Linked DNA regions of Homo sapiens: region 1 is linked to region 2. Evidence: read pairs that join two places in POLR2A ChIA-PET (ENCODE). Cell type or tissue: GM12878. All regions are shown on one strand. Links, peaks and the distances in the headings refer to the core of each region. The heading gives the core; the rest is flanking DNA.

Region 1 (5,372 bases), core at 229-5,228, 87 kb after region 2:
AGAGCCTGGTATGTGCCAGGCACTGTTCTAGGCACTTTACATGTGTTATTACCTTTAATTTTACCAGGTAGATTTAGGTTCCAAGTCTAACTTTGCCCTCTTGAGCTCCATAATCTCATGCAAATTAACTGACCTCTTTGAATATATGTTTTCTTAATAGCAAAATGGCAAGAATAATGCCTTTTCAATATATTTATTGTGGTGAATAATATCACCATTAAAAGTAATATTTATTTAGTGTGTGTTGTCAGGTACTGTGCTAAATGTTTCACGTTCATTATCTCAATTATTCCTTATATAATAAGCCTATGAGGCAGGTACTTCTATTATCTGCTTATTAGAGACAAATAGCCTGCAGCCCAGAGAGGTTAAGTAATGTGTCCCAGGCCACACAGCTAGTGACAGGAGAATGCTAGAAAGTTGATTCATGCAGTGGTTGCTGTGAGAAGATACAAAGAGAAGACATGGCCCCTTTCCTTAAAGTGCTTAGCATGTGTCTGGGGAGCCTCAAAGGCCATGGCTAGCAAGAAGGGCCAACATCCTGGAGTGCCACTTATACAGTTCTGCAGAGGAGGACCTTGGTAAGGGAGTAATAGACCACCCTTGAGTCAGGTAGATTTAGATCCGACATAGGCAGGGTAGAAACAGGCCTAGAGAACTTCAGTCTCTCCCCTCACCCCCTACCATTCATCAGAGATGAACTGAAAGTTCAGAGAGATAAAGTGACATTACCAAGTGAATGTTAGGTATGCTTTTGGCTGTAAGTGCATGAAAAAAATCTGAACAAACAGTGGCTGTATTCATTTCCTTGTGCTGCTATAATAAAGTTTAGAGGCTTAAAACAACACATATTTATCATCTTACTGTTCTGGAGGTCAGAAGTCCAAATAGGTCTTACAAGGCTAAAATCAAGGCATCAGCAGGGCTTGTTGCTTTCTAGAAGCTCTAGGGGAAAACCATTTTCTTTCCTTTTCCAGCTGTTAGTGGTGTCCTGCATTCCTTGGCTCATGGCCCCATTCCATCTTCAAAGCCTGCAATGCCGGTCGAGTCTTTGCCACATAGAATCACTGTGACACTGACTCTTTTGCCTCCCTCTTGTACGTTTGGGGACCCTTGTGATGGTTACTTTTATGTGTCAACGTGGCAAGGCTATGGTGCCTAGTTGTTTGGTCAAACACTAGTCTAGCTATTGCTATAAAGTAGCTTTTAAAATATTTATTTATTTATTTATTTATTTATTTATTTATTCTTGAGACAGAGTCTCGCTCTGTAGCCCAGGCTGGAGTGCAGTGGTGTGATCACAGCTTACTGCAGCCTTGGCCACCTGAGCTCAGGTGATCCTCCTGTCTCAGCCTCCCAAGTAGCTAGAACCACAGGGACAGGCCACCATGCCCGGTTTTTTAATCTTTTGTAGGGCGGGGGGGGTTTCACCATGTTGGCCAGGCTGGTCTCAAACTCCTGGTGTCAAATGATTCACCTCCCTCAGCCTTCCAAAGTGCTGGATTACAGGCATGAGCCACCCCACCTGGCCTGTTGCTATAAAAGTAGTTTTTAGATGTGATTAACACTTAAATTAAACTTTTTTTTTTTTTGAGTCAGAGTCTTGCTCCGTTGCCCCAGCTGGTGTGTAGTGGTATGATCATGGCTCGCTGTGGCCTCGAACTCCTGGCCTCAAGCAACCCTCCCGCTTTAGCCTCCCGAGTAGCTTCTATTACAGGCATGTGCCACTGCACTCACCTCAGATCAGTAGACTTTCAGTAAAGCAGGTGACCCTCTATTACCTGAGAGTCTTGATGCAGTCAGTTGAAGGCTGAGAAAAGACTGAGGTTTCAAAGTAGGAGCAGTTCTGCCTCAAGACTGCAATATAGAATTTCTGCCTGAATTTTCAGCCTGCAGACTTTGCACTCAAGACTTCAACATTGACTATTCCCTGAATTTCCAGCCTGCCAGACTGCTTTACAAATTTCAGGCTCATGGGCCAATTCCTTAAAATAAATTTTTCTTGGCCTGATGCAGTGGTTCACACCTGTAATCCGAGCACTCTGGGAGGCCGAGGTGGGTGGATCACCTGAGGTTAGGAGTTCAAGACCAGCCTGGCCAACGTAGTGAAACCCCATCTCTACTAAAAATACAAAAATTAGCTAGGCATGGTGGCAGGTGCCTGTAATCCCAGCTACTCGGGAGGCTGAGGCAGGAGAATTGCTCCAACCCAGGAGGTTGCAGTGAGTCGAGATCACACCACTGCACTCCAGCCTGGGCGACAGAGTGAGACTCCGTCTCAAAAAAAATAAAAAAATAAAAAATAATATAAATTTTCTCTCTCTCTGAGAGATATATATGTCTTGAGGGATACATCTATATAGGTCCATTCAGACACTCCAGGATAATCTCCTCATTTTAAATCCAGCTGATTAGCAACCTTAATTGTATCTGCTACCACTATTTCCTGTTGCCAAATAACCTAACATAGTCATAGATTCCAGGGATTAAAACATGAACATCTCTGGGAATGGTGACATCATTCTGCCCATTGTAAAAACTTCAACAAGTAAAGGTGTATTTTCCTCCCATAATAAGAAGTCTGAAGGGGGAGCTGATAGCTGGAGGCAGGGTTCCATGACTCAGGCTCTTCACGTGCTCTAATATGTTGGCTTCAGTCCTCAAGCTCGCCACCTCATGCTCACACGATGGCTGCCTCAGCTCCCAGTGTCATATCTTCATACCATGACGCAAAGCAGGAGAGAAGGGGATAGGCAAAAAAGCCCTCCTTTTAAATCCCGGACAACAAACCTTCACTGGGGACTTCTAAAAACTTCTTTTTGGCTGGGTGCAGTGGCTCACACCTGTAATCCCAGCATTTTGGGAGGCTGAGGTGGGTGGATCACTTGAGGCCAGGAGTTCGAGACCAGCCTGGCCAACATGGTGAAACCCCTAAACTACTAAAAATACAAATCTTTTTCTTTTTTTTTTTTTGAGACAAAGTTTTGCTCTTATTGCCCAGGCTGGAGTGCAGTGGTGCGATCTCGGCTCACTGGAACCTCTGCCTTCCAGGTTCAAGTGATTCTCCTGCCTCAGCCCTTGCAATAGCTGGGATTATGGGTGCCTGCCACCATGCCCAGCTAACTTTTGTATTTTTAGAAGAGACGGAGTTTCATCATGTTGGCCAGGCTGGTCTCGAACTCCTGACCTCAGTGATCCACCCACATCAGCCTCCCAAAGTACTGGGATTACAGGCGTGAGCCACCATGCCCAGCCTAAAAATACAAAAATTAACGCGGCATGGCAGCGCACACCTGTAATCCCAGCTACTCAGGAGGCTAAGGCACAAGAATCACTTGAACCAAGAGATGGAGGTTGCAGAGAGCCGAGATCACGCCACTGCACTCCAGCCTGGGCAACAAAATGAGACTTCATCTCAAAAAAAACCAAAACCAAAACCAACCAGCCAACCAACCAAACAAAAACCTTTTGCCTGCCACTGGGGACATCTGGGTTATGGGGCCATCTCTGACTGAGGAAGTGAATGTGCAGCATTCCATTTTTTTTTTTTAAGATGGAGTCTTGCCCTGTCACCAGGCTGGAGTGCAGTGGTGCAATCTCAGCTCACTGCAACCTTCACCTCCCGGGTTCAAGCAATTCCCCTGCCTCAGCCCAGTAGCTGGGACTACAGCCGCATGCCACCATGCCCGGATAATTTTTTGTATCTTAGTAGAGACGGGGTTTCACCATGTTGGCCAGGATGGTCTTGATCTCCTGCCTCGGCCTCCTGCCTCGGCCTCCCAAAGTGCTGGGATTACAGGCGTGAGCCGCCACGCCCGGCCGCGTTCCATACTTATAGAGGGAGGCAGGGCAAGACAAAAGGAGCTTTGGGCAGCCATGCAAGGTCATACAGCTTCCCATGGCAGAGCTGGAACGGAGCACGGTCCCTGCATATGGCTGGTGGCCTCTACTCTCCTCCATGGTCCTGTTGAAACAAGCAGGTTGTCTGTGCAAACCAGGACGGCCTCATCATCCAGGAGTGTGGCTCCACTGCTCATGGCTGTTTGAACTTGGGCACTGCCTCATCGGTAAACTGGAGTTGTTCTGAAGATGAATAAGATCAGCTACATAAATGTGTTTGGTAACAGAGCAAGTTCCTTTTACACCAAAGTCACAGCCTAAGGGTCAGAGGCAGAGGAGGGGGTTGGGAGGGAGACAGGAAACCAAGCCCTGGGGCTTCAGCCCATCCATTGCAGAATGGGCTGCCCTGCATGGTTTTCTAAGATGCCACCTCCACCCCACAGGCCAGTCCTGCAAGCTCTTTATTGGTACTGTTGACTATTCTGGTTAATTAATTGATGTTTGCTGAGTGAAGGAGAGAGACCCATTTAAACCAAAACCTCTTTCAAGCTGCTGGCCGGCCTAGAGCAGAGCAGAAAAGATTGTAGCAGGAACAAAGCTCCCTCTGAGGATAGTAAAAGTCCCCTTCACTCTGGGCTCTCTCCTCCCAAGCATCATGAAGGCAGTTGGGGACGTAGGCCTGTTAGTGACAGTGAGTGACTCCCAAGCCGAGCCCTGGAGAGGGGCCCGTGCCAGCTCCATTATGTTTATGTCCCTGGCTTGGCGGTTTCCTCTGGGCCTGCTCCACAGCGTGTGCTCACGGGGGTGGCTGTGTGTCAGTGGGGGTTGGGGGAGGTGCCTCCGTGTGGGGAATGGGAGGCCAGAGAAGGAGAAGGGTGGCGAAGGGGAGGGGCAGAAGGAAAGTGAGAGTATAAGAACTAAGCCCTGGCCGGAAGACTGTGTTTCTTTTATTTTAAAGAAAGGATAAAGGGATGTTGTGAAAGAAAAGAAGAGAGGGAGGAAGAGAAAAACAGAATAATAGAAAGAGGGACAGGGACATATGGAAGAGAGATAGGAGGGGACAGGTTAGGGGACCAGGAATTCACAAGTGCCAGGCACCACTGGTGGTGGTGAGCCTCAGAGGTGGGGAATCACCCAGGTCTCAAAGGACGGTTCTGAATGGGGACCTCCGAGCTGAAAGACCAAGCTCTTTCACCACAGTGACAAGGTTGGGGGCTGGGGACCATGGGGGCAGTTCAGGGGACCTGAATTTAAGCAGTCAGCTGATGGCTGAGGGCATGGGGCTCAAGTGGAAGATAGCCCGAGTGTGGGAAAAACTCATGCTCAGAGCCAAATCCTGGCTCTGTCATTTAGAAACATGATTGAAACCCTTATGGCTCGGCTTCCTGTTATGAAAAATAGGGTAATCATAGTTCCCACATCATGGCATTGTTGTGAGGGTTCCATGAGGTCACGCATATGGGGTGCTTAGAGTATCCAACGTCAGCTAAGTGCTCAGTAAGGCTTAGGTGCCATGAGATAATTCTTTGCCA
Region 2 (5,372 bases), core at 151-5,150:
GGGCTAGTGTACCAGTGCCACAGGAGGGGTGCCCTCCTACCACACTTGGGCTACCAGAGGTTTGGTGTAGCTCCCCTGGGCACCGCGAGCACGCCAGCTCTCTGGCAGGACCCCTGCAGTCCCCCTGGCTGTGCCAGGTAACCAACCGTCTTGGTTTGTCCAGGACGTTTCTTTATCCCAGGAAACTCCTCTACCCCAGGCACACGGGGACAGTGGGTCACTCTATTTCTGTGGATGGCCGTGAAAGTTTTCACTAACTCAAGGGGCAGCCCTGAACACCCATTTGTGCTCACAGGTTGGCCAAGAGCAGCTTAGAGGATCTCCCAAGGATGAAAGAATGTCAAGCCATGATGGAAAATGCCCCTTCCAATCAGCTGCCTTCACAAGCAGGGATCAGAGCAACTCCCCGGGGATCCCCAATCCACGCCCTTCTAGTCCAACCCCCCTCAATGAGAGAGGCAGGCAGATCTCACCCAGCACTAGGACACCAGGAGGCCAGGTAACTTTCTGCAGCTTTTCCATAGAAGCCCTGGTCCCACCTCCTTGGCTCTACCCCAGGAACCTCCCGGCCTGGGCTTCTGGGCTGGGACGTGCTGAGGTCATCCCAGACAGGAGGGAGGGCTGGCTGAAATCCACAAACTGCAGAGCAGCTCTCTGATGGTGTCCCACACAGAAAATGTTAAGGATTTCAAGAGCCCTCCCAGACCAGTGATGTGTCCCTCCGGCTCCCCTTGCCTGTGGGGAATCGGGTCTGAGTCACTTGATGAGTAGGCACTGGAGCCGTTACCCAGGATGCTGCGGCCCTAGCCCTCCATGCAGCCCATCTTCCCTCATTTGGGTGGAGGCACACATTTGGGGCAAAGGCCCCTTCTTGGCATCAAGGAACACCAGCTACAAACCAAGTCTAGCACAGTGTTTAGAGGCTCTGCCCTGAGGTTCTGCTCCGGAGAAACCTTCACAGTAGAGACCTTGGGGTGTGTGCTTTGGGACTCCCTCAGTCTCTCACTGTGCTGTGTCCTTGCAGCGGGGCCGAGGTAGCACCCTGCTCTGTCACTTCCTGCTCAAGCTGGAGGACCCAGGCGGCAGGGCATCATGCCCAGCTGGCATCTGCTGTCTGTCTTTTCTAGGGAAAGCATCTCTGGCTCACCATGTAACATCTGGCTTGGAGCAAGTGGGTGTTCTGCACACCAGGCAGCTGCACCTCACTGGATCTAGTGTTGCTGCGAGTGACCTCACTTCAGAGCCCCTCTAGCAGAGTGGGGCGGAAGTCCTGATGGTTGGTGTCCATGAGGTGGAAGCTGCTTTTATACTTAAAACTCAGATCACAACAGGAAATGTGTCAGTAACAATGGAACTCCATCCAATGGGAAAGTTCCTGGTACTGAAGGGGTCCATTGGACACTCAGAAAAGAAGTTCAGGGGCCAACTTCTTAGCTGGAATCCTGGCCAGATGAGGACCCTCTCCGGGGAAGGGAGAGGACTGACTTAGTGGAAGGTGGTGAAGTGAGGAGAGTTTAGGGGAACCTTCCCCCAGTGGAACAGATCTCAAGTTTACCCTAAACCTGCCATTTCTGGAAAATCTGTAAAGAGGAAACAGCCTGTCTCAGCTGTACTCTCATGATACAGGTCATTTGAAATGAACCAAGAAATAAAACATGAAAATCCAACCATGGAGAAGGTGGTATGGCTGGGTTTTGTTTGGTCCCCTTGTCCTTATACGTTCTAAAGTTTCCAGACTGGCTTTGTCACTTTGTGAACTCGTCATGTGTGAAAACCAATCTTTGCATATAGGGAACTTCCTCGGGCCACACTTTAAGAACCAAGTAAGAGGCTCTCAAGACTCCAGCAGAGTCGGGAGGCCATGGCAGCGCCTTAGAGGAGCTGGAACCTGCACCCACCTGTGTCGGTGGGGGGGGCCTCCTTTCCCCATAGACTCTGCCCTCCCTCTGTGCAGATGGAAGTGGCAGGGGAGGGTGACCAGCTTGTGACAAGAAGACTGAAGGGTCCAGAGTCCATGCTCACGGAACAGCACCAAAGAAAAGCACTATGTGGAAAGATTGTTTTATTTTCTAATAATGATAATATGGCTGGAATGGCTTCTTAAGATGTATATATTTTTTAAAATGGCAGTTCCCCATTGCAGCATCACCTACTTGTATGTCTTTCTGCCTCTGTATATGTTCTCCCAGAAACCCCCATGTAAATCAAATGCCCTAGGATGCTTCCATCCTGGTCCCATGTATCTGGAATCTAATAAATAAGGAAAGGAACTATTGAGTTTCTTCACACATTGTCTTTCTGGGCTGACTGTCCCCCAGACAGCACTGCCCTTGGGTTTCAGGCTGAGGCTAGGAGAGGCCGTTGGGAGAGGCAACCCAGCCTTAGTGTTCCCTGGGAAGTCCCATGGTGTCATTTTAAAACATGTTCACCAGCAAAGCTCAGGAATGCAACTGGAGAAGTATGCTGCAGGTCTGAGAAGCTCCCTGTTGCTTTTATGCTTTTAATATTAATGGTAAGGCAATCGATTACTTTCATTAATGCCAGAGAAATGAGATATCAGATATATGTGAATGAAAACCAATTCATTACCTTAGGATTTTGAATTGCATCTGTGACACACACAACACCGGATAGCACAGCCCACATGTTATTCCAGGACACACTCAGGACCAGTGAGAAGCAGAGGGGAGGGCCTGAAAGAGATCAAAGAAGACATTTCAAGATGCCTTTTGTTTCAAGTAAAAGTTACCTTAGCTTATACTGGCTTACTGGATTTATATGTGAGTCCGGAAGTGGGGTAGGCATCAGGCAGGGTTTGATCCAGGGGTTTACAAAGTCAATAGGGTTATGGTTCAGCTTTTCCGATTCCCCCAGTTCTTCTGCGTGTTTGTTTCATCCTTATGCTGGCCTCTTTCCTGGTAGCAAGAAGGCTGCCAGTTTTTTGTTTCACACCTTGTGGGAGAGAGAAAATCTCTTTCTGCAACCATGGAAAATGTCTGAACTTCTTTCTGAACTCCACCGGGTTTTGTATCTATCCCTTAGTGAATCCCCATGACCAGCCTGGGGTAGAATCAGTTCCACTCAATGGCCTAGCTGCCACACTGTGGGAAAGGAGTAGGTTGGAAGTCTAGAAGTCTAGAAGACAGCCAACCATAATGCCCACAGAACCCACATACGTGAACAGCTCAGGGTCTGGTCAACTTTCAGTGAGAGGTTTGTGAGTCTCCTGCAGCTCTTGGAAGATAAGAACCACATGGTTATCTTTGCATTTAACACCTTCATGCATGATATGCATTATGTACTTGTGGGAATGAAAGTACTCAATTTGTAGATTCTTTTTAGGTAATTCACCTTAAAAGAATGCACACACGGCTGCTATTTATGTTGCTATCTTAAGAAAAAAGTAATTAGGAAAGAAAGTCAACCATAATATCACGTAATGCAGTCAAAATGAAAATCTTTATTTGATTATCTGTATATTAGGATATTCTGTGCTACCTTTTCCATTTATACATGTAATTGTGATCAGACCAACTAATAGCTCATATTTTCAAAGACCTAACCCTCATCCATACCTCCATCTCCATTCATTCTCTAGTCTCTCTCTTTTTTTTTTTTTTTTTTTGTTAGCAAAAAAGTGAAGCTTCAAAGAAAGGGGAAAAATTCAACTAATATTCATTCATTCAACAAATATTTGCTGAGGATCTACCCATTCCAGGCCCTATCCTGGGCATGGAGACTATCTCCATAAAGAGAACAAACAAGGCCGAGCACGGTGGCTCACACCTGTAATCCCAGCACTTTGGGAGGCCTAGGCGGGTGGATCACGAGGTCAAGAGTTTAAGACCAACCTGGCCAATATGGTGAAAACCCGTCTCTACTAAAAATACAAAAATTAGCCAGGCATGGTGGCACGCATCTGTAGGCCCAGCTACTCGGGAGGCTCAGGCAGGAGAATCGCTTGAACCCAGAAGGCGGAGGTTGCAGTGAGCTGAGATCAAACCACTGCACTCCAGCCTGGGCGACAGAGTGAGACTCCACCTCAAAAAAAAGAGAAACAAGAACAAACAAAATCCATCTTCATTCTTCATGGAGCAGACAGTCTACTGGGAGGAAGAGAGAGAAAATAAGCACAGCAAATAACCAAATTATATAGTTTGTTAGAATGTATATAGTGTAAGTGAGTTGGGGGGAAGCAAGGTATGGGTGATCAGAAATGGGTAGGAGGCTACAAGTTTTAAGGGAGTGGTCAGAGCAGTCTCAATGAGGATGTTACGTTCAACAATAAAAGTTAAAGAAAGTGAGGATTCTGTGGGTGTATGGAGGGAAAGCTCTTCATGCAGAGAGAGCAGCCAGGGCAAAGGCCCTGGGGTAAGACTATGCTTGGCATATTCAGCAAGCTTCAAGGAAAGGAGTGTGGGCGAAATGGAATGGGGGAGGCCCTGGGGAACAAGGGGCACAAGGCCATAGTAAGTGTGGCTCTCAGGCTAAGAGATTACATGAGGAACCAGTGGAAGCGTCTGAATACAGGGGTGACACGATCACACATTTTAATAGGACTTTCAGTTGTTTTGTGGTTTGCTGGGCTGTTGTTTCTTTGAAAGTGTCTGGCTGGGCATCGAACGTGGCATTGGGGTTTTATCCGGGTCATGTATTTAAATAGTGGTCTTGAGAATGGGGCCGGGGTGGAAGTACATGGGACAGGTGTGTCATCCTCAAGTCTTCCTGGGCCACCAGAGGCACCTGGCTGGCCCCACCTTTGTGCCCACCCCATCTTAGTTTTGCCCCAAACTTGTCATGGGGGCTTTGGTTGTCCCTCTCCTCTTTTGGCTGCTGTGTTAATAACACGCTCCAAGAGGACAGGGTGGAAGCAGGAAGAACAGCTAGAAGACCACTGGTGAGGTGACTGTGGCTTGGAGCAGGGATGTTTCAGAGCAGGTGTTAAGACGCACTGGGGGCTGGCCACAGTGGCTCATGCCTGTAATCCTAGCACCTTGGGATGTCAAGGTGAGTGGGTCACTTTGAGCTCAGGAGTTGGAGACCTAAGCAACATGGTGAAACCCTGTCTCTACAAAAAAACACAAAAATGAGCTGGCATGATGGCTTGCACCTGTGGTCCCAGCAGCTCGAGAGTCTGAAGATGGAGGATAGCTTGAGCTGGGAAGCGGAGGTTGCAGTGAGCCGAGATCGCATCACCGCACTCCACCCTGGGTGACGCGGCAAGACTGTCTCAAAAAAATAAATAAAAATAAAAATAAAAGAAATGCTTAGGTTCTAGATCTACTTTGAAGCCACCAGATTTGCTGATAAATTGAATGTGGAATGTGAGAGAAAGAAAGGAGATGTGGGTAATTCCAAAGATTTCGGCCGCA

The links. Peaks named below come from ENCODE experiments on the same cell type or tissue, not always from the same donor. Only the 100,000 strongest peaks of a DNase experiment are listed, where the experiment ranks them.
Region 1: POLR2A ChIA-PET joins it to region 2 with 7 read pairs; 2 of 35 experiments call an interaction of 5 or more read pairs at or near these places.

What each region holds. Positions count from the first base shown.
Region 1 is chr14:76,586,869-76,592,240 of GRCh38, forward strand. LOC105370576 (a long non-coding RNA gene) reads right to left here. Exons shown (of 4, transcript XR_944042.2): 4 at 3,797-5,372. Among named protein-coding and RNA genes, the nearest start is that of VASH1, 170 kb to the right of the region's middle. In GM12878, for the core only: no CTCF peak of the experiment used is centred there; no DNase peak of the experiment used is centred there.
Region 2 is chr14:76,499,568-76,504,939 of GRCh38, forward strand. ESRRB (estrogen related receptor beta) reads left to right here. Exons shown (of 7, transcript NM_001379180.1): 7 at 1-2,270. Among named protein-coding and RNA genes, the nearest start is that of ESRRB, 130 kb to the left of the region's middle. RefSeq lists an enhancer at 413-952. In GM12878, for the core only: no CTCF peak of the experiment used is centred there; a DNase peak (open chromatin) is centred at 3,214.